Linked DNA regions of Homo sapiens: regions 2 and 3 are each linked to region 1. The links are chromatin loops, found by intact Hi-C in ENCODE. Cell type or tissue: ascending aorta. All regions are shown on one strand. Links, peaks and the distances in the headings refer to the core of each region. The heading gives the core; the rest is flanking DNA.

Region 1 (7,760 bases), core at 1,378-6,377:
CTGACATCTTAGAGGCAATTTGAGAAACAAAAACTAAGTCCCTCATTTTAAATGATACAAGAAAATATAAGAGTAGAAGTGGATTAGTTACCTAATAAAGAGACAAACACTATACAAGCTTGGCAAAGGTGAAAACAGGAACCAAGAGGCTTAGGGCAAATGAATTTAAAAGGGATTTTGAAGGGAGTTTGAAGAGAACTTTCAACAGGGTTGGATTTTACTTGGTGGATAAAAGCAGGGAAGACATCAGCATTGTCACGAGTGTGCACAAATCAAATTAGTCAGGAAGAAAAGTAAGTGTATTGGAAAAATCTTTTATCAGATGGAAATTTCTAGAAGGCAAATGCCTAGAAGTAAGTTAGAAAAATAGTTTGAGTTATTGAATGTCAAACCATGTTTGAAATGTATTCTCAAACCCCTGGGGGGAAAAAAAAGGGAACTGCTGATAGTTGAAGTCTTAAATTTTAAGACAGTGGTTCTCAAAGTGTGGTCCAGAGAACACCAGCACCTGCATTTCCTGGGAGCTTGTTAGAAACACAATTTGGGCTCCATCTCAGATCTACTGAATCAAAAACTCTCAGGGTGGGGCCCACCTGTTTAGGTTTGAATAAGACTTTTGGATGATTCTGGTGCACATTCAAGTTTGAGAACCACTGGTTTCAACAAATCGAAATAATCAAAGCAACTTATCAAACAGATCATTCTCCTGATGGTAAAAACAACAAACAGAAACCTGTGAAAAATGAGATGAGAGAGATGTTTCAGTGCCATTTCCAACTAGAAGACCAAAAAAAGAAAGTAAATGTTTTTAAAGATTTGCTGTTTGACATTTAACAGCATTTCAAGATCACCTTTTAAAGTTCTATTAGAGCTTCTCTCTTCAGAGCTCATCATAAAAAGAAATTAAAATGACTAAGTCTAGAGTGGGGATTACAGCCTCCTACATTTTCTCCCTGTTGCTGAACAAGGAATAGGAAGATTTCTTATCACCACATGTCATGAAGGAATGGGGAAAAGGAGAACTAACATTTATTTTGAGACTTCTCTCTGTATAGATAGGAAACCAGAGTTGAAAAGGTAAGAAAACTTTAACCAATTTGCAAGCATGAGACAAGGAATTAAGTCCTTTTGCTTCTATATAGTAGTATCTGCAAGGAATCCCAAAGATTCCTATGTAAATAAAAAGTTCATATTATTTCCAATTTACTTGATGCTCAAGAGATTCTTTGAAAGTTTTCATATTGTTTATGTAATGGGTATAATGTTTTACAAATACTTTAAAAACAGATTCCATTCTGTTTGCTCCTTAAATCATTTATTTCCTTATAGGTTTCCACCTCTAAGGGCATGAGGGTCTGTTACATCATCTCTTTAGTAGGCAGAAGTCTCTAAATGTGGCAGAAGGGCTTGAATTCCAGTCAGAAAGAGAAAGAGATAGCAAACCCATCCCTGCCCAAGGGGTCTGTGCAAAGGAAGGAGGTGGAAGAATGGTAATGGTTTGCCAAGTCACCCAGTGATACGGCTTGGCTATGTCCCCACCCAAATCTCATCTTGAATTGTAGCTCCCATCATTCCCTCAGGTTGTAGAGGGACCCAGTGGGAGATAACTGAATCATGGGGATGGTTTCCTCCATACTGTTTTGTGGTAGTGAATAAGTCTCACGAGATCTGATGGTTTTATAAGAGCAAACCCCTTTCGCTTGGCTCTCATTCTCTTCTCTTGACTGCTGCCATGTGAGACGTGTCTTTCACCCTCCACCATGATTGTGAGGCCTCCCCAGCCATGTGGAACTGTGAGTTCATTAAACCTCTTTCTTTTGTAAATTGCCCAGTCTTGGATATGTCTTTATCAGCAGTGTGAAAACAAACTAATACACCCAGTTTCTCTCTGAGCTTTGCCTCAATGCTGGGAAGCCAAAGGGAAGCAGGATGTGGGGCCCAAATTCTGCCTAGGATTCTGTGAAGAGATTGCCTGGTGGGCTACCTGGACCAACTTTAGGGTCAACTTTGGGGCACAGAGTACTCAGAGGGAGAGCTACACCCCTCACCTGGGTAGCACTGGTCTGGCTCAGCAATCCCTAGAGCCCTCCTGGGAAGAACTCAGAAAGCAGCGGAGTTGCAAACCAGAGGCTTGTCATGGTCCCCCCATGCCAAGTGATCAAGGCTGGAGGTGGGCCAGAGGCCAGTTGAGTGACAAACCAGTGACTCAGGAGGTCTTCATGCCCAGAAAGGCCAATGTGAGGGTGAATACCAAAGGAAGGGGACTAGTTACCCGGTCCTTCCCAACTTGAATAAGAGCAGATCACAAAGTATACCACCCCCAGATATGCAGGCCAGCAGGGCCCTGGAAATGGGCAGAGCCCTAGGACCCTCAGTTTTCTTTCGTGAGAAAGAGTCACTCCTTTATCACTCCGCAATCTAAGAGATTTATTTCCTCCTCTACTCTGTGTTAATTGACAAGCATGTGTACAGCCTTTCGTACTTGTCAGATACTATTCTAAGAGCTTTAGAAGTGTTCATTCGTGTAGCACAATCCCAGTGATGAGAGATAGGAATTGCTATTACCCCTGTTTACAGATGGAAAAATCAAGGCACAGAGAGGTTCAGAAAAGGCTAAGTAGAGGAGCCAGGAGTCAAAGCCACTGCACCACAGCAAGTATCCCACTTGATTGACTGTCAGCTAGAAAGGCAAAACTGATCAGACTACATTTTCAACTAGATCAGACTAAAATGTTTTCTCCTGTTACCCATCAAGTGGGAGCTCCTGCGGAAAACTACACAGGTTATATGAGCAAGAAGAGAAGGAGAAGGAGAAACCAAGAGGTGGAGGAAAAAGGAACTATATGCCTTTTACATCAGAGTTGCAACATATGTATATTTTCAATTCAAAAATGGTGGCAGCTCACAACTTCCCAAAGGTCCTTCCAAAAGCTTGTAAAATGAGCCATTTCCTGGAGTGAGGAATGATGACTCACCCGCATGGCTGTTTTTCTCTTACCTCTGCTAGTTACCACTGGAAAGTGGAAATATGAGGCGCTGCTTGGACCAAAGTGAAATCAAAAGACATACTATTTCTCTAGTTTTTAAAATGGAAAAACCTCCAATTTGACAAGGGCTCTTCAGTTATGTTTAACATTTTTTTCCCAAAAGTCCACAAGACTGAAATGCCAACCTCTTTCAACAGACCAAACCTTTTAAAGGCCTTCATGTTCCCTATGCAGGAAGCCCATAGCTGCCTATAAGGCAAACATTTCACAACCCTTACCAACAGAGGACGAAACTAAACACTCAGAACAACAGAAAGGGAAGCCAAAGGCAGAAAGGATACAATTCTAAATGTTAAATGTGTTATTTTCAGAAATACACAGCAATTTTTAGGATTAAAATCAATCAATTTAAAGTATAAGGAGTTTCAGAGGTTTCACAGGGTTCCATTAATTATTTTCCCTGATGCGATATTACCAAATGGGGGCCCCTATTAATGGTGAAAATACGTCCTCAGTGATCTCAGTTCCTGATGGGTGGTAATATAGGACAGACAGCTCAGTAAGGTGGTAGGTTTATGGCACTGATAATACTTTCTATTTATCTGAAATTTGTTTCAGTTTTTCAAATCTAACATGCCAGTGAATAGGTCCTAGGATATGGTGTTGGTACAATGTCTGTAAACAATGATTCTTTCAGGGAGGGGAAAAAAGAACAGTGCTTTCAATGTTCAGTATCCTTTACATCTGCTGCTCAGCTGGAAACACTGTTAAAAGGCCATTAGAACCTTAAGGTAACAGGCCTCGAATGCTATGAAAGCCATGGAGCAATTTGCTGTTTGTGTTAGGCGTATCAGCTCCAGCCACTTCCTTTTCATGGGCTGAAAACAGCTTCTGTCATGAGCCGTGAAAATCAATTCCACAGTAACCAGGCTGAAATGCGGTTGAAGGTGGTGCACCTACAGGCTGGCGCTGTGCAGCAGAGCCTCCTTCTGGGCATCCGTGGCACCTTCCAGAAGTTTCAGGCAGCGGCTCCCAGCAGTGCCCGGGAGGTAATGAGCAGCTCAGTACTTCCAGGAACCTTCAGGCTTATGGCTTAGGACACTGGTCCTCTCTTATACTTAATTAGGTTAAAATAGAAATTGTCACCCTGAATGAAGATAGCTGTAGGAAGTGTCGTACTGGGAAAAAGCCTGCTCTTGCTTATTTGTATTCCATTTTTCCTGATTATAGTAATTGTGACAGAGGCTCACTTAAAAAAGAAAAAAAAAAAAAACACTTTTTGTGGGCCTTTTAAAGTACAGAACATTTTTAGACTTTTTTTTTTTCAAACATAAGATCATACTTTTGAAAATATATCCTTTAGGGGACTAAGCAGTTTTGTCAAGACTGTGCTTTTTAAAATCATGGCTAGAAAGGTTAAAACTCATTTTTAAATATGCTACAGGTTTTTCTGTTCTAGGAAATTGTTATTCCAGTTGTAAAAATCAACCTTGGTTATCACATAGAATTAAGCTCATTCTAACCTATATTTCTATATATAGTCAACCCTTTGTTATACTGGAAACCTTTGTATACACTGCTAAGCATGTTCTGAGTAAGAATAAATTGGCACTCCTAAATCACAGCAACCAGCTTATGTGTATACATATAACTTCTTGTAATATTATCTCATCATCAATAGCCCAGGCCGAGTAACTGATTCAGTTAATTAGTTAAATTTTGTGTTAACAACAAAATGGAAAAAATATAATTTCATGTTTTTTGGTCTGAATATCTGATGCACCTAACTTGTTTTAACTGAAATTTAAGTGTGATTACTCCATACATATTTTGTTGACTAAAACAGAAAAATATACAATTTTTATGTCTTTTGCACAAAATACATAATGAAGATCTCTTAGTGATTCTAAGACATTTCCAAGTTATATTTTAAAGAGGGGAAGGTGGTAATTGAAAATAGATTATTCATAATAGGTGTGTTGTTGATGACATATGATTTGCCATTTGTAAGGTATTTTATATTCAATTGAAACTGACCTTTTATGAGGGCCATGTGGTAATATAAGTGAAATGAATATATTCTTTATTGCGGTCATATAAAAAGATTGGCCTAAGCTTTTAACATAATGCTTGACCTGATATCTAATATCCCCAAGTCTGTGAAAGAATATTGAATAAGATACCATATCATGAAATGAGTAGTAAAAGCATAATAAAATCCTTTCACACATTAGCACTTGATAATGTAAAAGTAACAGTAAACTAAGATTCTCAAGTTCAAGGCAAATATAGTTGGAGGAGAAGCTAATAATGGATCACCACATAGGAGTGTCCAGCAATCCTGCATTTTCAGATTGTTAGTACTTTAGAATTACAAGTTCCCATTTTCAAAATAGCAATCCTAAACTCTGCAAAAACATTTGTTAGGCCAACAGAAAACAGAGGTCAAAGATAATCTTAATTTGTTTATTGGTGATTTTTAATATAGCTTGTAGGTATCTAAAAGCGATCTCAAAAATTCTGTCTTCTAAAATCAGTTCATTAATATAAACATCTCTTTAAAGAATTAGGTATCTCCTAAGGGTACTGCAAAGATACTAGAATGGTTTTTGTTGCAAGTTAGTTTCCAGTAGTTGTTTCTTTCATAATAAAATGTTACATTATACTTAAAATTTTTGTTAAATATTTGGCTGTAAAAAAAAAAAGAAAAGAAAAAAGAGAACAAATTACCAGAAATTTTAAATGTCACAGTTTTTTAAGTTTGAAAAACTCCCAATCATGGAGATTTGGGGGGGAAATTAGGATAAGCAAACAGCTAAAAGACAATTTTTTTTTTCCAGGAAAAAATGTAAGGCCTGTCATTTAAAAATACCTATAATGTGTGCATAGTGGCTTTTTTTTTTTTTTTTTTTTTTTTTTTTGAGACAGTCTTGCTCTGCCGCCCAGGCCTGAATGCAGTGGCACAATCTCGGCTCACTGCAAGCTCCGCCTCTGGGGTTCACCTCCTGCCTCAACCTCCCTAGTAGCTGGGAATACAGGTGCCCACCACCACATCCGGCTAATTTTTTTGTATTTTTAGTAGAGACGAGGTTTCACCGTGTAAGCCAGGATGGTCTCAATCATAGTGGCTTTTGTTAAGTTCATTTCACAAGTGCTAGTGACTTTGAGTTATTCTCATCTATTAAGAAAATAGTAAATAAAAGTTATTTATTATTATTATTTTTTAGAACACTTCAAGGTGTTTTCTTTGCAAAGAAAATGGTTGCCTCAACATCACTGCAATCTTAAGAAAAAAAATACCTCTAGTTCCTTCAAATTCTGTGGAGAAGCACTGGCCCCTGCTAATCTCAGCTGTCCTGGGGGCACAAAGAGAGGAAGCCAATTGCTTGATAAACCTAAAACTATGATGTAAGGAGCAAACATGCAACTAGTAAAGCCTAGAGAGTGCAGGTGTGCATGCCCAGAATGTATTATGCTATATCTTTAATTCAATGTGTACAAAATGCAGAGTGACCAGCTCTAAATGTAGTCGCCTTGCATAACAGTCTAAAAGTCAGGGGAAATGGCTAGATCTGTGCCTGAGAGGCTAGGATAGGAAAAACAGCTCAAGGAGGAGGTTGGGGGGATGGAATTTCTCTTGACCAGAAATCTCAACAGGACCAAAAATTAATTAAGAGTCATAGGTACCAACAGAAGGCATACCATATTAGTAAGAAAAATAGGATCCTGTGGTGAAAGAAACCTGAAATGCCATTGCCCATTTCCCATTTAAAGCAATGTGGAGAGCCCATTCTACTTAGGAAGAAGAATCGTTGGCCTCTTTTGTTCCAGGCAGACATGGGATAGACTGCTCTGGTCCCATTCTGCTCTTTTCCTTAGTCCCCCTAGGGGCTCATGTAAACTTTTTAAAGTATGCGGGGAGATCTAAGTAGTACAACTTGTAGCAGTAACACACTTTGTGGGTGGAGATTCTCACCCACAACCAATGTAAAAAACAATACAAAAACCATTATCCAAAAGGTGACTGCCCACTCTGAAAGAAATCCATATTTAAAACCACAATGAATGGCAACCAGAGTATGAGCCCCAGAGACTCAAAGTATGATACCTGACCCAACAACATCAGCATCACCTGAGAACTTGTTAGAAACGCAAATTACAGACTCCAGGCCAGAACTACTACTGAATCAGAAAGTCTGGGAGGTGGAGCCCAGCCATTTGTGTTTTGCAAGCCTTTCGGTGATTCTGGTGCATAGTAAAGTTTAGGAAGCTCACTGCTCTACATCACTCATTCTCAATCCTGGGAGCACATCTAAATTAGGAAATTATGAAAGGAGGGAAAGAATGAAGGAAGGAAGGAGAGAAGAATAGAAGAAGGAAGGACTGTGCCCTTTCCCAAATCAATTAAATCAGAGTATCCAAAACTGAATAACGGTGCTCAAGTATAGATAATTTTCAGTGCCCCACATTATAGCCTAGAAGACTGTTAAATTTTAAGGAATTTTGTGAACTGGCTGTTAAACTGTTGGTAGCTTGAAATTGTTCATGGTGAGAACATTTATACCACAAAACTTACCAAATGCTATGAATCAGTGTCCCCTCCACACCCAGGCAGTTGTTAATACCTAATCAGTTCATCACTGGCCAGGGTTGAGAAATACTGGACTAAAGTGACAATGCCAAATACCTCATTAATTCAGACAGCCTCAGCAGTTTCTCTCAATTTCTCAATTACTACTCAATTTATTGGGATTCTTATTAAGATTATGAAGT
Region 2 (7,760 bases), core at 1,770-6,769, 530 kb before region 1:
CACTATTTGCAACAGGCAAGATATGGAATCAACTTAAGTGTCTAGTAACGATGAATGGATAAGGAAAATGTGATATATATAGAAAATGAAATGGTATTCAGCCTTGAAAAACAAGAAAATGCTGTCATTTATGGGTCAACATGGATGAACCTAGAAGACATTACGTTAAGTAAAATAGGCCAAGCACAGAATGATAAAAATCACGTGATCTCACACATACATGGAATCTAAAAATGCTGAACCCACAAGCAGAGAGTGCAGTGGTGGTTATCAGAGGCTAGAGGGTGTGGGGATTGGGAATATGTTGATCAAAGGGTAGAAAATTTCAGTTAGAGTAAGTTCAAGAGATCTGTTGTATCTCATGATGACTGTAATTAAGAACAATATACTGTATACTTGAAAATAGCTAAAAAAAGTAGATTTTAAATGTTCTTACCAACAAAAATAAATATATGATAATACATATGCTAATAAAATTCATTTAGCCACCTCCAATGTATACATATATCAAACATCATATTGTACAACATAAACATATAATTTTTGTCAATTAAAATTATACATATATAATTTTTCAAAAGATGCTGACCCTAATAGGTATTTTACCTATATACATAGTTAGAAAAGTACATATAAAATATTTTCTTTATCTATTAGCCCTGACTTTTGTGTGCTACATCTAATATCATGGCTCAGACAGTCTCAGACATTTTCAGAGGATCACATTATCTTAATCTGTGGAACTCTCCCATAAAATCATTTCTGATTTCACTAATGGCCTTTGAAAGGCTCCTCTTCTCTATATTTCATATAGTAACAATTTGAAATGCTTCTGACAGGGAATTTTTAGGACCCCAACTCTAGGGACAGAAATACTGGGAAAAGGATCCTGGATGTGTACAAAATCCATATTTTGGTTCTGCCTGTAACGATCCCTTAACTTGGGCATCTTGCTTGTTTCTGAACCTTGGCTTTTCATTTACAAAATAGAAATAATTCCTGGAGTCTTCACAGGATCAAAATGGCGCTTGCGAAAAAGACTTTTGTTAGTAAAGAGTAGACAAAGTATAATTATGTATTTCTTTTTTCTTTTTTTTTTTTTTCGGAGATGGAGTCTCACTCTGTTGCCAGGCTGGAGTGCAGTGGCGCGATCTCGGCTTACTGCAACCTCCGCCTCCCAGGTTCAAGTGATTCTCTTGCCTCAGCCTCTCGAGTAGTTGGGACTACAGGCACTTGCTACAATGCCCAGCTAATTTTTGTATTTTTAGTAGAGGCGGGGTTTCACCATGTTGGTCAGGATGGTCTCGATCTCTGGACCTTGTGATCCACCCGCCTCAGCCTCCCAAAGTGCTGGGATTACAGGCATGAGCCACCGCACCCGGCCAATTATATATTTCTTTTAGTCTGTAAGACCCTTGGAAATAGGGGCTTAAACATTTTATTCTATGCCTATAACAGTACTTTACACAATGTAGGTAATCAAAAAAATAAATTTTCAGTCAATAAAGACAAGCTCAAAGAAATTAAAAATAAAATCAGTCATTTTATAGGAATAAGTTTTTACTATCACAGGAAGCATAAATATGAAGAAACATAAAGGCAATGACCAAAATAGATGTTCAAAGTTAAAAATAAAATGCAGATTATTGTTGAATCATTCTATGACTTGTTTTAAACATTAACATTGTCAAACCTTTAATAGGAGTAACCTTAGATAAGCATAGAAGTTACATCTTAAAATTTTATTTTGTGTGTGTGTGTGTGTGTGTGTGTGTGTGTGTGTGTATTTTTGTGATCGTGAACCATAAAGTCATTAAGGTTAATTTAATGAAATTTCATATAGTTAGAGTGCCAGCTGTTTAATAATGAAGAATGCTGTGTACCAGTTTAGAGAAAGCTTTAGGGGTTGTTTTATATGCCATTTTTAACAAACTGACTAAGCCAGGAGTCATTTGAAGATGTAAAGATTGGAAAAAATAAATCCACAATGATGGCTAAGCTAATTGTTTACAATAGCAAATAGCATCTAATATGGTGGGACATAATTGACTATATGTGTAGCCTATGGCAATATTCTCTTAAGGAAAACAATGTGTTTTTTTTTGCTTTTAAATTTTTTTTGGTTTTCAATAAATGAATCTAATACACATATTTAATTATAGGTTGACTGGTGTGTTTTCTTCACAGTTTGCGGAAAAAAATGCTTTTTTTAAATTGTCGGGTCTTGAATCCATATTTGTTTTCATCCTCATTACTTCTTAATGACTTTCATGTATAATTAAAAATTATTGGACTACTTTGGCCTTATTCTTGCCTCACTTCTCCTGATCTAGGTATTCATCTCTATGTGTATTGGGTCTGGTTCTCTATTTGTAAGATAACTCACATTCCTTGGATCCATAAGGAAAAAAAGAATGTCCTCAACTCTTCACCACAAACTCCACCAGTGGAAAAGAGTAGCATCTTCCAGTCCCAGGGGGTTTATATGCACACAAATGAGGGAATATCCAGAATGGTCTTTCTTTATAGAGTGGAAGAGTCTCCCCATTCACCAGATGACCTGGGGTGTCATTTCCCTACATTAAGCTCTAAGGTACATGCGTGGTGCCTCTGAAAAAAATTGGGGACAAAGGTGGCCTCTAACAAAGAACAAAAGAACAAAGAACTGGCCCATATGAAAAAGAGACAGTGATAACTGGGGCAGATATAGCATATAGCACATACGACGCTAACATAAGCCATTTAGGTTTTCAGGAGATAATCAAACTATCTCTTTGAAATTGAATCACAGAACCCGGATCACATGATTTTGTGATGGATAACAGTGAAATGGAGGGGCACGCCACCCAGCAACTAGTTGCAGGATTACTATAACTTCACTGTATACTCTAATGGTCCATAGATACTTTGAGGCTTTTATCATTTTTCCAAGTTGTCTGTAGTCTCAATATGGAATTATAAATAAGTAATCCATAATTTTTAACAAAGACACCAGAATGAGTTGAAGGAACAAACTTCATTTAGATTGTCATCAAGTATGTTAGAAGGCTATTTTGGATGTAAATTATTTTTCTTATACAAAAAATAGTAATTAACATTGATTAAAGCCCAGTGAATTCAGTCCAGTGTATTCAGCTCCTCCACTGGTAGCCGCAATACTAAGTTCTGAGAGGCTTGTAAAGATATTAGTCTCAGTCCTTTCTCTCGAGAAACACACACGAATAGGCATAGAAAGTGATATAAATAATAAACTGGAAAGAAAAGCAGTGTGTGACAGAAAATTATATTTGGCAGATTAATATAAAATGTTTTTAAAATATAAAAGGATAGTTATAAACATACAGCAAAATCTAGATTGGCAAGTATTTAAGCAAAACTAAACAAACAAATAAATAATCCAGAAATGTTTATCTCAATGATCTTTTAGAAGAAAAATGATTTGTTCTACTTGGATTGGCTACAGTTCTCTGAGTTATTGGATGGAAGCAAAACATGGCCATAACCTCATTGGCCATCAAGGCAAATGTATCCAGCCAACCCAGAAACTTAAGGCACACATTCCCACATATTTTCCCATGGGAAAGACTTGGCTGTATGGGCTCAACTACTGCCAAATAAGCCATTTGCTTGGAATGGGATTTATCTGGGTAGGGCTGAGAGGTGAGATAGGGTGGAGAGTTAGCTAAATGGATTAAGGATGGTGAAATAAATAATTTGTCCTGGTATAGAAGCTTGGTGTAACAACAGGTGCAAGAATGGTGAAAGTGGGTACCTAAAATATTACCAGTTTTGCCAAAGGCCGTATCTAAGCAAGTGCATTGATGTCACCTCAACCTCAAAAGTAGTCTCTGAGCTGCTTAAAGGCAGAATTAATGTCTCCTTTCTCACCTCTCCCCAGTACTTAGCACAATGCTATGACTTAATAGCTACTCAGTAACTATTTGCTGAACAAGTTAGTGAGTGTATTTGCATGTATTTGAGCACCAGTTAGTCTATAAAGTAAGGCAGACCACCCAGGAAATCTCTCTTATAATTCACTCTCTTCGTTTTGGTACCAACAGTAACAGAAAGTTGCTGCTTCTTTTTTTGTGCCTTAACAGAGATATTAGGAAGAGAAAAAAAATCTGTCAAAGGAGAACAACATTCTTTTGAAGAAAAATATTGACATTCACAAAAAAGAACAAAGCTCTTGGTGCCCCTCTATCTTGAACATCCCTCTACCAGCAAAAGAAAGCACAGAGGTTAACAGATTTAGCAGGGAAAGCAGGCTGTAATCCCATTGACAGCTAGGAAATGAAATGACATCAAGTATTCAATAATTGCCCTCAATTAGCCTATGCAAAGCAAGGATTAATTACCAGCATTGAAAAAGCTCACCTTTGACTCCTCTTTCAAGATCTCTCTTACACTGAGTGTTCTTCTGGTGTTATAAATGAAGGTCCGGTGGACTTGATAACTTGCTTTTCCCTTAATATATTTTAGTAGAAAGTAGCTTTTAATATGGCAACAGAAATTTAATGAAAGGGAACTCTTAGCTGGTCTCAGAAATACATATACAAATAGACACAGATACAGATGTAGACATAATGTATAGATATATGTAGGTACAAATACACAAATGACTGGAATTTACTGATTCAGCATGCACCAGGCATTAGCAATAACCCTTGTACACATTAGCTTTGGAATTCTCAGGACAGCAATTAAATGTATTCACGTAAACCTATAAAATAATGTTATTACTATACAGGGAAATAAATCATAACAATAATGTCTACATAGGTACCGATTCTACTTTTTGGCATATTCTCCTAACAAAAGCTATCTTTTCCCCAAGCCAGTAATAAAATAAAACCAAATGAATCTCTAAAGCCATTCACTTAATGAAATAATTTTGTTAAGCAAACAATAAAAACCTCATTGGCAACAAAAAAGTAGTAGTGTCAGAGCACACTGGAATGCCTGAGCAAAAGGGTAGATGTGATTTGCTCTGTTTAGGAGAGTTATCTGGGCAAATGGAAAGGCTTAGCTGGGTTTAGTTAATGTTGCTAGTAAGCACAAGAGTTAGGAAAAACAAGGAAGTGAAGGAATAGAAGAGATAAGAACACAGAAAAGTGGAGAACGTAAGAAAACAGGAGACGGGGCTTGGGAAATTAAATTAAAACTTGCTTGATCGCCTGTTTCAACCGCTGTGTGAGATCCTTTTACCTATGGCTAGGCAATTATGACAGCATGGTTAGCAACCAGGAAGCCACACTCAATTACATAACAGGACTGAGGTCAGAAGATTGAGGAATGGGAAGTATGTCCTTTTTGGAATTTGCTGGATTTGAACTCAACCAGATGTGGATTTAAGTTCCATCCTTTATTATTAGAGATATCTCTATGGATAAGGAAATCTGACAGGGGTTGGTCGATGGGCAAGGGTGCTTAATCATAACATTAGCACAACTGTTCCGTATAGTTTGTCATTATTTGGTGGAAGGATGGTCCAAATCCTACTCATTGCCACAGCCATCTGATGTTTCTGTAAGCCTGCAAACCAGTCAGCAGGGAATGGGATGGATCTGATGGTTTAACAGGGACAAGGTATGTCCTGATGAAATGTTTTATGTCATTTACAAAGTTGATACAGACCCAAGCATAATAATTGATTTAGTAATTGCCTAGTATATGGAGGTTTCCAAACTTCTTCTAGTGAAGCCAAGGGCAGAAGCATACATTTGTGCTGGCTTTAAAAGAAAATATATTCTTTCTTTCTTTCCTTCTTTCTTTCTTTTTTTTTCTGAACATACCTTGAAAAGATAGTTAAGAGAAACGTATTGATGGATCCGGATCATATCAGTTCATTATCCCAGTATGATACTGGGTTTCAAAAGAAGATGCTATGGACACTCTTCTGGAGATAATTTAGTGAGGTGGAAAAAGAGAGTGTGGGTTCAAATCCCAGCTCTGCCACTTGGCAATTTGTCCCCATCTGTTTGGCGGAAGTTATTTAAGTACTTTCAGTCTCAGCAGTTTCATCTGTAAGATGAGGATGTTCTTAGTGTCTATTTCAGAGCTGTTGTTAAAGTGTTTAGAACTGCGCCAGCACATAGTAAGGGTTGAATACATGTAAGCTATCATTACTACTGCTATATTATAATAACACTATTAACATAATGAAATTCTACTCCCTATATTTGTAAAGTACAACATTGAGAGATTACCTAGATTGTACTATTTTTATGTAGTTTTCAGTGAACAGGATACTTGGGTGTTTCTCTCCAGGCTAGTGCTTAGTAAAAATGTACACCACCCCCCCACCCCCCAAAAAAAGAAAGAAACAAAGAAAAAAAGACGGAAAAAAAAGGCTTTAAAAGTAAATGAAACCGAATCATGTGTTTTCCAAAGGGGGTTTATTGTTGCTGGCTACAGCACTACATTTTTAAAAAGCCAATCATTTTCTTACAAAAACGGTCTGCAAATAATGAGTCATGCTGCAGAATTTTGTGACTTTTCAGAGAATTATTTTCTGACAGCACTATATCTCTAAGTAACTTTAAAACTCTGTTGAAATTGGTTTGTTTAGACGACATTCGCCAACTTCTGCTTTGGGTGTTAAGAATGAACCTTTCAATTAAGGCAAAGTAAGACTAGTCCAACTGTTTTTGAACACAGTAATGCTGCAGACTGCCCGAATGTAAACAGAAATTGACAATTTGAAAATGTCATCAACCCTGAGCTTTCAAAGGTGTTAAATATTTAACTGTAGCTAACAGACTGCAAAGTAATATTTGCTTGACCAAATATACGTGCTTATTATTTCTCCACGATCACTCTCAGCCTCATCTCTTTTGTAGCTTCACTTAGTTTTCAGAAGCTCACCAGGCCTGAAGGTGGCAATGACAATTTTCTTCTAGAAAACTCCAGGTTTAGCTTGAGGGGAATGCTTTAGACTCTAGGCTTTGAGCCTGGGCTCAAATCTCAGATACGAAACCTAAAACCTAGATGACTCTAAGCCTGTAATTGAACTTCTTTTGGCCTCAGTTTCCTCATCTGTAAAGTCTTTTACATAGTTTGGAAAATGAATGAGAATGCCAGGAGGCAGTGTGCGCCTATGGTCCCAGCTACTCGGGAGGCTGAGGCAGGAGGATCACTTGAGCCTAGGAGTTCAAGTTCAGCCTGGGCAACATAGCAAGACTCTGTCTCTTGAAGCAATAAAAAGAAAAACAAAATGAGATAATGAGGATTAACTACTTAGCACACAGTGCCTAGCATGCAGTAAGCAGAATAAACATTAGCAATAAGTACAGAACGTGTTGTTATCACTGTTCTATTATATATGCAGCACTTTAAGATCTCTGGGCATCTGTGTTTGCTCCTTTTTCTCTTGGAATGCTCTGGCTTTGCATGGATGTCCTTTTCTCACCCTTTGTTTCTCCACTGAGATGGCATCTCCTCCCAGGGGCCTTGGCTGAGCTCTCTGGTAAAAGAAGACTTTCCTGAAGCCCCACTCCTCATGCCCTGTCTGCTTCAATACTTGACTGTATCTGAAATTAGATTACTAGCTTTTTAAACCAATTGATGGTCTCCCCCAATCAAGTACAGGCCCCTTACAGAAGATACTTTCCCTGTCTTTTTCATCATCAATTTCCAGAGCCCAGAACAGGATATGTCTCACTGGGGTCTCTGAAATGCTTACCGATGAACCAGCTCCAAATAAGATTATGACACATATGCCTTTGTGTTAACTTATTTAATTCATACATCAAGATGTT
Region 3 (7,760 bases), core at 1,770-6,769, 700 kb before region 1:
TAAAGAGGACAGTGGTGCAGGACTTTAAGGCAGAGGTCTGCAAAAGTGGGCAGATGTCACTGGTGGAGGGAAGAGGCAACCAAGATGGAGAAATAAAGTGGTTGTTATGGGGACAACTCAAGAACATAAGTGTGACAAGTCTCTTTGTTCCCACTATGCTAGAAGGTGGTGGATATTAAAGGAGATGGCCTTTGGTTGTGGACATACATAGAGTTACTAAACCTGGGGTAAGTGAGGAGTTTTGGAGAGCTTCATATCAGTCTACATCTTATATTTACTTAGAGACTGCAGGACAAAAACCAGAATGAATGAAGAATCTTTGTCAAGTGGGACTGAGTGTCTGCTGGGAGCTTCCCAGGCAGGTCTGTGACAGGCATGCAAGTGTTCCACAGGACAACTGGGACATGCTTCTCTGTGTGCTCTATGAATTAAACTCAACATCAGGAAAGTTGTTTGAGTTGTAGGAAAAAGGTCACAGTACTAGCATGGGTAAAAACAAAGCATGTAAAACTTGGGAATATAAAAAGGCATTGTGAGCCTGGGCCACATGGTGAAACCTGTCTCTACAAAAAATAGCTAGTTGTGGTGGTGCACACTAATTTACTCTCAGCTACTCAAGAGGCTGAGTCAGGAGGATCGCTTGAGCCTGGAAGACAGAGGTTGCATGGAGCTAAGATTGTGCCACTACACTCCAGCCTGCATAACAGATGAGACCTTGTCAAAAATAAAAATAAATAAAAATAAAGGCACTGTGTATGCAGAAGAATATTTTTCAAAACTTTTATAATATATATACACTTTTGCTATGTTTTCAGATTATATAACCATACATAGCAAGTTGTAAATAGCAGATTATAAAACTATATGTGTTGAAAGAAGCCAGATAAAATAGGCCACATATTACATGATTCCATTTAGAAGAAAGATCTAGAATAGGTCATGCTTAGAGACAGAAAGCAGAATGGCGGTTTCCAGGAGGTAGGGGTGAGGGAGGACTAGGGAGTGACTTCTTGGGCAAAGAGCTTTCTTTTGGGATGATAAAAATGTTCTGGAATTAGACAATAGTGATGGTTGCTCAACATGATAAAGGCACCAGATGTCAGTGAATTGTACACTTTAAAACAGTGAATTTTATGTGATGTGTAATTTACTGCAATTAAAGATAACCATATATGCTATATCAGTCCATTTTTGAATAGAAGAAAAACAATATTATACAGGTGGAACTGATAATCAATACAGAATATGACTCAACCTAAAGTTTCACTGGAGTGCAAGGGGAAGATAACACTTAAGAGCTGGGCATTGAGAAGATGTTTTCCAGTTACTTTCCTTTTTGGTAATACATACGGTCTGGCCAAGGTGATACTTATGGTTCTATCTACCTCTAAAATTCTCTGACTTTATGATTTGAGTTTAGAATGTTGCATGACAATTCAAAAGAAATACTTATAAAATAAATTGATGTTTGATTTCAAATGTTGGAAGAAAAGTCAAATGAGTAAAAAGAAAGTTGCTAGAATGAACAAGATGTGGAGAAACAAATACAGAAAAATAAACTGTTCTACAAAAGGAGAAACAGGGCTTATTTATGGAGAGGCAATTCTACACAAAGAACCAGGACAATAATGAATAAAAATGAAATAAGTGGAGACCAAATATTCCACCAAAGATGGACTGAAAACCCCAGTCTGAAGGGGAAAGTAGGAGGCAACCATTCAGGATGATAAAGATGACAATATGAAGAGTCAAAAGGGGAACATACAAAGAAGGAGTTTAAATGCTCCATAAAACCTTAAAGTGAGAATGTTCAATAGAAGTAGAAAAACAATCACAGTGGTAGATGGGTTTTAGGGAGACCATGGAAGAAAAGAAAAGTGAAGACACCTCAGCAAAAGTTCTGAGAATCAAAAACCACGAGGGAAGGTGGCACAGACAGAGTGAAGGCAACAAAATGAATGGAAACTGTAGCAAAATGAATGATCTGACAGCATCTAAGCATGGGCAAGATGAGAAGGGGAGCAAGAAGCAGCTTAAGAAAAATATATGGAAAGTTTGAGAATTCTGTAGAAAGAAAAAAACTAAATAATAGAGGTGTTTTGAGCCAAACGGTTTCAAGGACTATATATATACGTGTATATATATACATATATACACGTATATATCACACATATATATATGTATATATATACATATATATACGTATATATATGTGTGATATATACGTATATATATGTGTGTGTGTGTATACCTATATCTCAATACACATATATACACACCCACATCTCACACACACACGTCACACGCACATACACACACACATATACACACATACAGGTGAATATATATACTCTCACACACATACTATATATACTATTTATACACACATACATATACATACATATATACAGACACATACATATATACAGACACATACATACATATATACATAAATGTATACATCACATATAAGTGTTTGAATGCAAGCTAATGCTGGAGTTCAAAAATAAAAGATAAATGATACAAGAAAGACATTCCTAATAACCTAGGGCATTATAATTCTTCTTGGCAACTATTTCCAGTATTATTGTTCCATGTTCATATAAGGAAATTAAAACTCAAGAAGTTATATACATTTTTCACAATTCTGGAATTCTACATATCAACTCAGGATTTTAATTTAGTTCTATTTAACAGTAATATTCATACAGTTCTTTCCCACGTAATATGTTCCCTAAAGATTCATTTTTGAGATTTTTGGTTAATTTTGATTATCATCTTGAAAATGGGTATAAAAGCCTAGTTTTAGATTTAATTTTCATTTTGTTACCTGATTTCAATAAGTTCTATCTTCTGGATCTGTTTGATTGCCAAATTTTCTTCTCTAACTTCCTTCCTCCAGATGTTTCCTGTGTTCCTAGAAGTTTAAATTATGAACACAGAACACACTGCCCTATAGAAAAATGTTGGTATGATAACTGAAATGGTACTATTAATTCTTTATTTAGTGCATATTCTAAGGTACCTACACTTTGTAGGCTGTGCTAAGAACAGAGCCATCAACTAGCATGTTGTTTGTATGAAAGAATGTATTTCTGAGCTCTAAGGCAATCGGCTCAGAAACAAACCTTTAAAACACAACCCATTTATTTTAGGTTGAAGAATGCCTATGAAACATGTCCACTGTTTCATCCTTTGCTTCTAATGATCTCCAGGAATCTTCCTGGATGTTATTTCTCTGGTGAAAGTTCTCTTATAAAAAAAATTCAAGATTTTGCTTATGTCTATTTTTGCTGCTGCTATCAGTTCCTATTAGAGAGATTATTACCTAACGTTAATCACCTGACTTCCTTCTTTTTGTCATAATTATTATAACCATTACTATACGGATGAAGAAACTGAGGCTGAGAGGGGTTGGGTAATTTATCCAAGGTGAAACTGCTTCTAAGGTGATAGAAATTAAAACTGAACCCTTCTCTGACTCCAAAGCCATTACTGGTTATCAGCAAAATAGAAACAGAAAAATAAATAAAATGTATAGGTCTGGATATTTTTTGTTTGTTTAAGCATTCATTCATTCATTCATTCATCATTTATTCATTCATTCAAGAACAAAAGACTTACTGGAGAAATGAAACAAAAAATGACTGGCATAGGATGAGGAAGATGGCAAAATTGAGTTAGGCCACAGACCTGCTCTAGAGGGCTCCAAAAGCTGAAGAGAATAACAGACCTAAAATCACATAATAATAATTAAGCTTGCTTGGTAAGTTGAACAGATTAAACTGATCTGGGCAAGGTGAGGAAGGCATCAAGCAGGAAGTAACATGACACCTTTTACTGGAGATGAAAAGAGTTTTCCAGGAAGATAAGAGGCTGTTTAGGAGTGGGGAGGCATGAAGGAACATAGACATCTTACTACCTAAATAATCTTCCTGAGAAATGTAAGTTACATTTAAAATTTTACTTGACTGTATCTTGTATGTAATACAAGACAAAATATTATTTGTGAAATTTTTTGTTACAGATTGAAAAAACAACATGACCTTTCCAAATTCATCCTTTGCTCCCTCAGACTACCAAGATGGGCAAATTCTTCTAAAGAGGGGAAATGTCTAGTGCAGTGTCTGCCAGGGCAGAAGGGAATGATATGTAACTCTTCCCAGTCACCATGGAAGGCACAAATTGCTTTTTAGAACTTGTGGTTTCTCCTTTATGAATGTCCAGCACCTAAGAGCTTTGACAATAAAAAAAAAAAAGAAATTTCCCAGCCTCAGAATCATTTGTGAATGCACAACCAACTCTGTCAAGGGCAAGAGAAGGTCACAGATGATGAAACCACGATAAAGCCAGAATCATGAAAATATAGATGTCTGCAGATGAATCAAAGTGAACAGAGTGACCCTCTGCTATCATCACTTAATCGCTAGGTTAGGGAAAATACTGGGAGACAAGGGATCAGACGGAGCAATTGTGACTGTTAAGGACAAGTGGGATTAGCATAAATGTATCATAATTTATCATCCTCATCACTAGTAATTTTGAGGTCTATACGTCTGAATATACCGGTCAGAAGGACCTGTAGAATTCTTAAAAAGGTATCCTTTATAACTCTAGATGCCTAATAGGTGGAAAAAAAATAGCATATTCCTTTAGCTTTTATACTTGTTTATTATTTCAGTGAAATAGAGTAATAGGTACCCTTTCTCCTAAAAGTTAGATATAAATATCACCAGTTACTATCATAAATAAGGCATAGTCTTGGCAATTAGGCTTCTAACGTTTTCATTATTTCCTGTTTGTTGTTGTTCTTCAATTTTTAGTGAAATCTGGACACTTAAGTATCATCTACTTATTTATTTAATTTTTATCGTGGTAAAATATATATGACATAAAATTTGCCATTTGAACTATTCTTAGGTGTACAATTCAATGGCATTAAGTGCAATCACAGTGTTATGCCACCATCACCTCTAATATTTTCAGACAAATTTCATCATCCAGACAGAAACTCTGTACCCATTAAAAAGCAGGCTGGGTGCAGCGGCTCATGTCTGTAGTCCACTTTGGGAGGCCAAGGCGAGTGGACCACTTGAGCTCAGGAGTTGGAGACCAGCCTGGGCAACATGTCAAAACCCCTGGCTCTACAAAAAATACAAAAATCAGCCGGGGGTGGTGGTATGCAGTCGTAGTCCCAGCTACTTGGGAGGCTGAGGTGGGAGGATCACGGGAGCCCAGAGGTGGAGGTTGCAGTGAGCCATGATCGCACCACTGCTCTCCAGCCTGGTTGACAGAATGAGACCCAGCCTCAAAAAAATTTTTTAAAAATCATAAATTTAAAAAATAATGAAAACAATTCCCCATTGCCCTCTCCCTCCACCTGGTAACCTCCATTATACTTTCTTAGACATTTTTATTTTGTGGAAACCAGTTCAAATATACCAAGCTGCCAGGCTGGTATGGGATGTCCTGTGACTAATGATTAAGTCAGGTTAAAGGTGAACATGTCCATTTCAATTCAGCTTTGTTGATCTGTTCTCATGTATAATATACACATTTATTGTGAACTTGGGGATCCTTGAAAATCTCAGATTTTATGCCACTTGAATATTAAAGCTGTATTCACTTGGTTATTTCTTATTGGACTATCAACCATAATTAAACACACACACAGAAACTCACTATCACCATGAGCATGAACCAACACAAAACCTATTGACTCCTGCAAGGAGAAATGTCATTGTCTATGCCAGGCAAAGCAGAACATAAGTGGATAGTCATAAATTGCTTCATTATCTAAATTGTAGGTTATAGGCACTAAGAAAATTTCTCAGAATATTATTGAAATCTTTCATTGATTAAGAAAACAAACATTTTTTTGAAATGAAAAATATTAAGGACTAATTTGGAGGTGTTAAATTTGAGCCAGGGAGAGTGCCTTTGCCACTGGAAATGTAGAAGGTTCCCAACAACGCAGAAGACCCCCAAAGTTGGGAGAAGAGGTAAGTATCCAATCAATAACAAATGTCAGTTGAAAATGAAGAGGAAAGCCCTGTCATCTCCTCAGATAAGTTTTATATCTCAACTCACTGTTTTGGAAATATCAGAACATATGGGGATTTAAAAACATTGCAATGAAGGGGGATTAATGGAAAAACAATTTTATCTGTCAAAGATCACTACAAAGCAAACAAAAAACAAGCAAACCAAAGCAACTGTAAAGGGCATATTCATCAATAATCCTGGCTGTGTTTTAAAGGTGCTTAGATGCCACAAAAACATCTCCATCATCACATAAATATAATTTTAGTGTTTATCTGAGTTGGGGATGACATTTATTGCCTCACACACTCTCTCTTAAAGCACAGTGTTTACTTATCTAGCAGTGCTTTCAGAGTGTTTGCATTTGGAAAGGAACACGTCTTGCATCTTTGCTAAACCTTAAATAAATTATGCATTCAATCATATTTCTGCTATAAAACATACTTTGTATCAGGGACAACAATTTAAACCCATACCTAACATTGGATGTATCTATTAATAATTTAAGAAAAAATTGCCTGGACACCACTATCTACAGTTCATGAATTTATAGTGAAACATGATTAAATGAATCCACAGCTAGGAATCAAGCTGTAGAACAAGTGTGCATTCCCCAAGATGGCCTACAAGAATAATTGGATCTTCTGAAAGAAAACATTTGTTAAGCAAATCAATCAAATCAATCTAGCCTGACATAACTGGCTGTCATTCCTGCACAAAATGAAATTTATACTACATGAATATGTATTTGAATTGGAGAAAATACGATAGGAGGAATATAATCATTTAATGGGGGGCTCTTTTAATACACAGTTGACAGTTAAAATTTTTATTTTGGTAAGGAGAAAAGTGTCTGTTGTTACCACTCCAAGACAAAGTTAATTCTGGACTGGACAAGTTAAAATTATGTAACTGATGAGTAACTTTATTGTTTCTTAATTTAAATTTATGAGAAATATATTCTTATTATTGGAAGAGTATCCTGCAAGTTACAACACAGGATACAATAATATTGCCAAATAATTAGGGTAGTAAAATTAAGTATGTCACTTAAATTGAAAAACAAAAGGGAAATTGAAAAGTGAAAAATAGCCACAGGAGCATCTGCCCTTCTATCACGGAGGCTTACGTGCTCAGACTATATTTTCTGCTGAAACAAAGAGATTCTTTTAAGACCCAGCTAATTCTCAAAAGAATTTATCAAGGTTTCCACAATCTATAAAAATAACTCAGTACTGCAACAGAAACTTCTGATTGTGGTGGCGAAAAAAAAAAGCGTTGAAGAGGAAAAAAAAGAAACCACTTTTGTACGGGGAATCAATCTTGATGCTAAGCAGTGTTAATTCCCATATATGTCTTTGATTGTATTTATTAATATGTGTACTCCCTCCTCTACAGCGTTTTACATGGCACAGCAACTTTGGGAAATTAGGCATCATTCAATTCAGTTGCCTGAATTTTTTTTAGGTCAACATATTGCTGTTCATGTTGATAAATTTTAAAATTGCATGTTGCATATTGCGTATCTATCCATCAACTGTTTTTCATAGTAAACTCTGTTTTCATCTTGTTTGTCTTTATAATTATGGGACTATATCAGAAGTCAATGAAATATTACCATTCATCTCTTTTTTTTCCGATGGATGGTTTGTCCTACTTCAGTTTATCACATTTTCTTTCATGAATTTATGTGAATGTTCTAAGTTAGGGACCAACAC

Evidence for each region. Hi-C counts contacts between places; a loop is a spot of excess contacts. Peaks named below come from ENCODE experiments on the same cell type or tissue, not always from the same donor. Only the 100,000 strongest peaks of a DNase experiment are listed, where the experiment ranks them.
Region 2: it touches region 1 in a loop (4-fold over the local background); 5 of 110 quality-filtered maps call a loop at or near these places.
Region 3: it touches region 1 in a loop (2.3-fold over the local background); 2 of 110 quality-filtered maps call a loop at or near these places.

What each region holds. Positions count from the first base shown.
Region 1 is chr13:93,244,938-93,252,697 of GRCh38, reverse strand. The region is part of intron 1 of GPC6 (glypican 6); the gene reads right to left. Among named protein-coding and RNA genes, the nearest start is that of GPC6, 22 kb to the right of the region's middle. RefSeq lists enhancers at 3,473-3,972, 3,973-4,474. In ascending aorta, for the core only: no CTCF peak of the experiment used is centred there; a DNase peak (open chromatin) is centred at 3,977.
Region 2 is chr13:93,774,620-93,782,379 of GRCh38, reverse strand. The region is part of intron 2 of GPC6 (glypican 6); the gene reads right to left. Among named protein-coding and RNA genes, the nearest start is that of GPC6-AS2, 80 kb to the left of the region's middle. In ascending aorta, for the core only: no CTCF peak of the experiment used is centred there; no DNase peak of the experiment used is centred there; H3K27ac peaks cover 883 bases.
Region 3 is chr13:93,947,296-93,955,055 of GRCh38, reverse strand. The region is part of intron 3 of GPC6 (glypican 6); the gene reads right to left. Among named protein-coding and RNA genes, the nearest start is that of GPC6-AS2, 93 kb to the right of the region's middle. In ascending aorta, for the core only: a CTCF peak has its summit at 3,682; no DNase peak of the experiment used is centred there.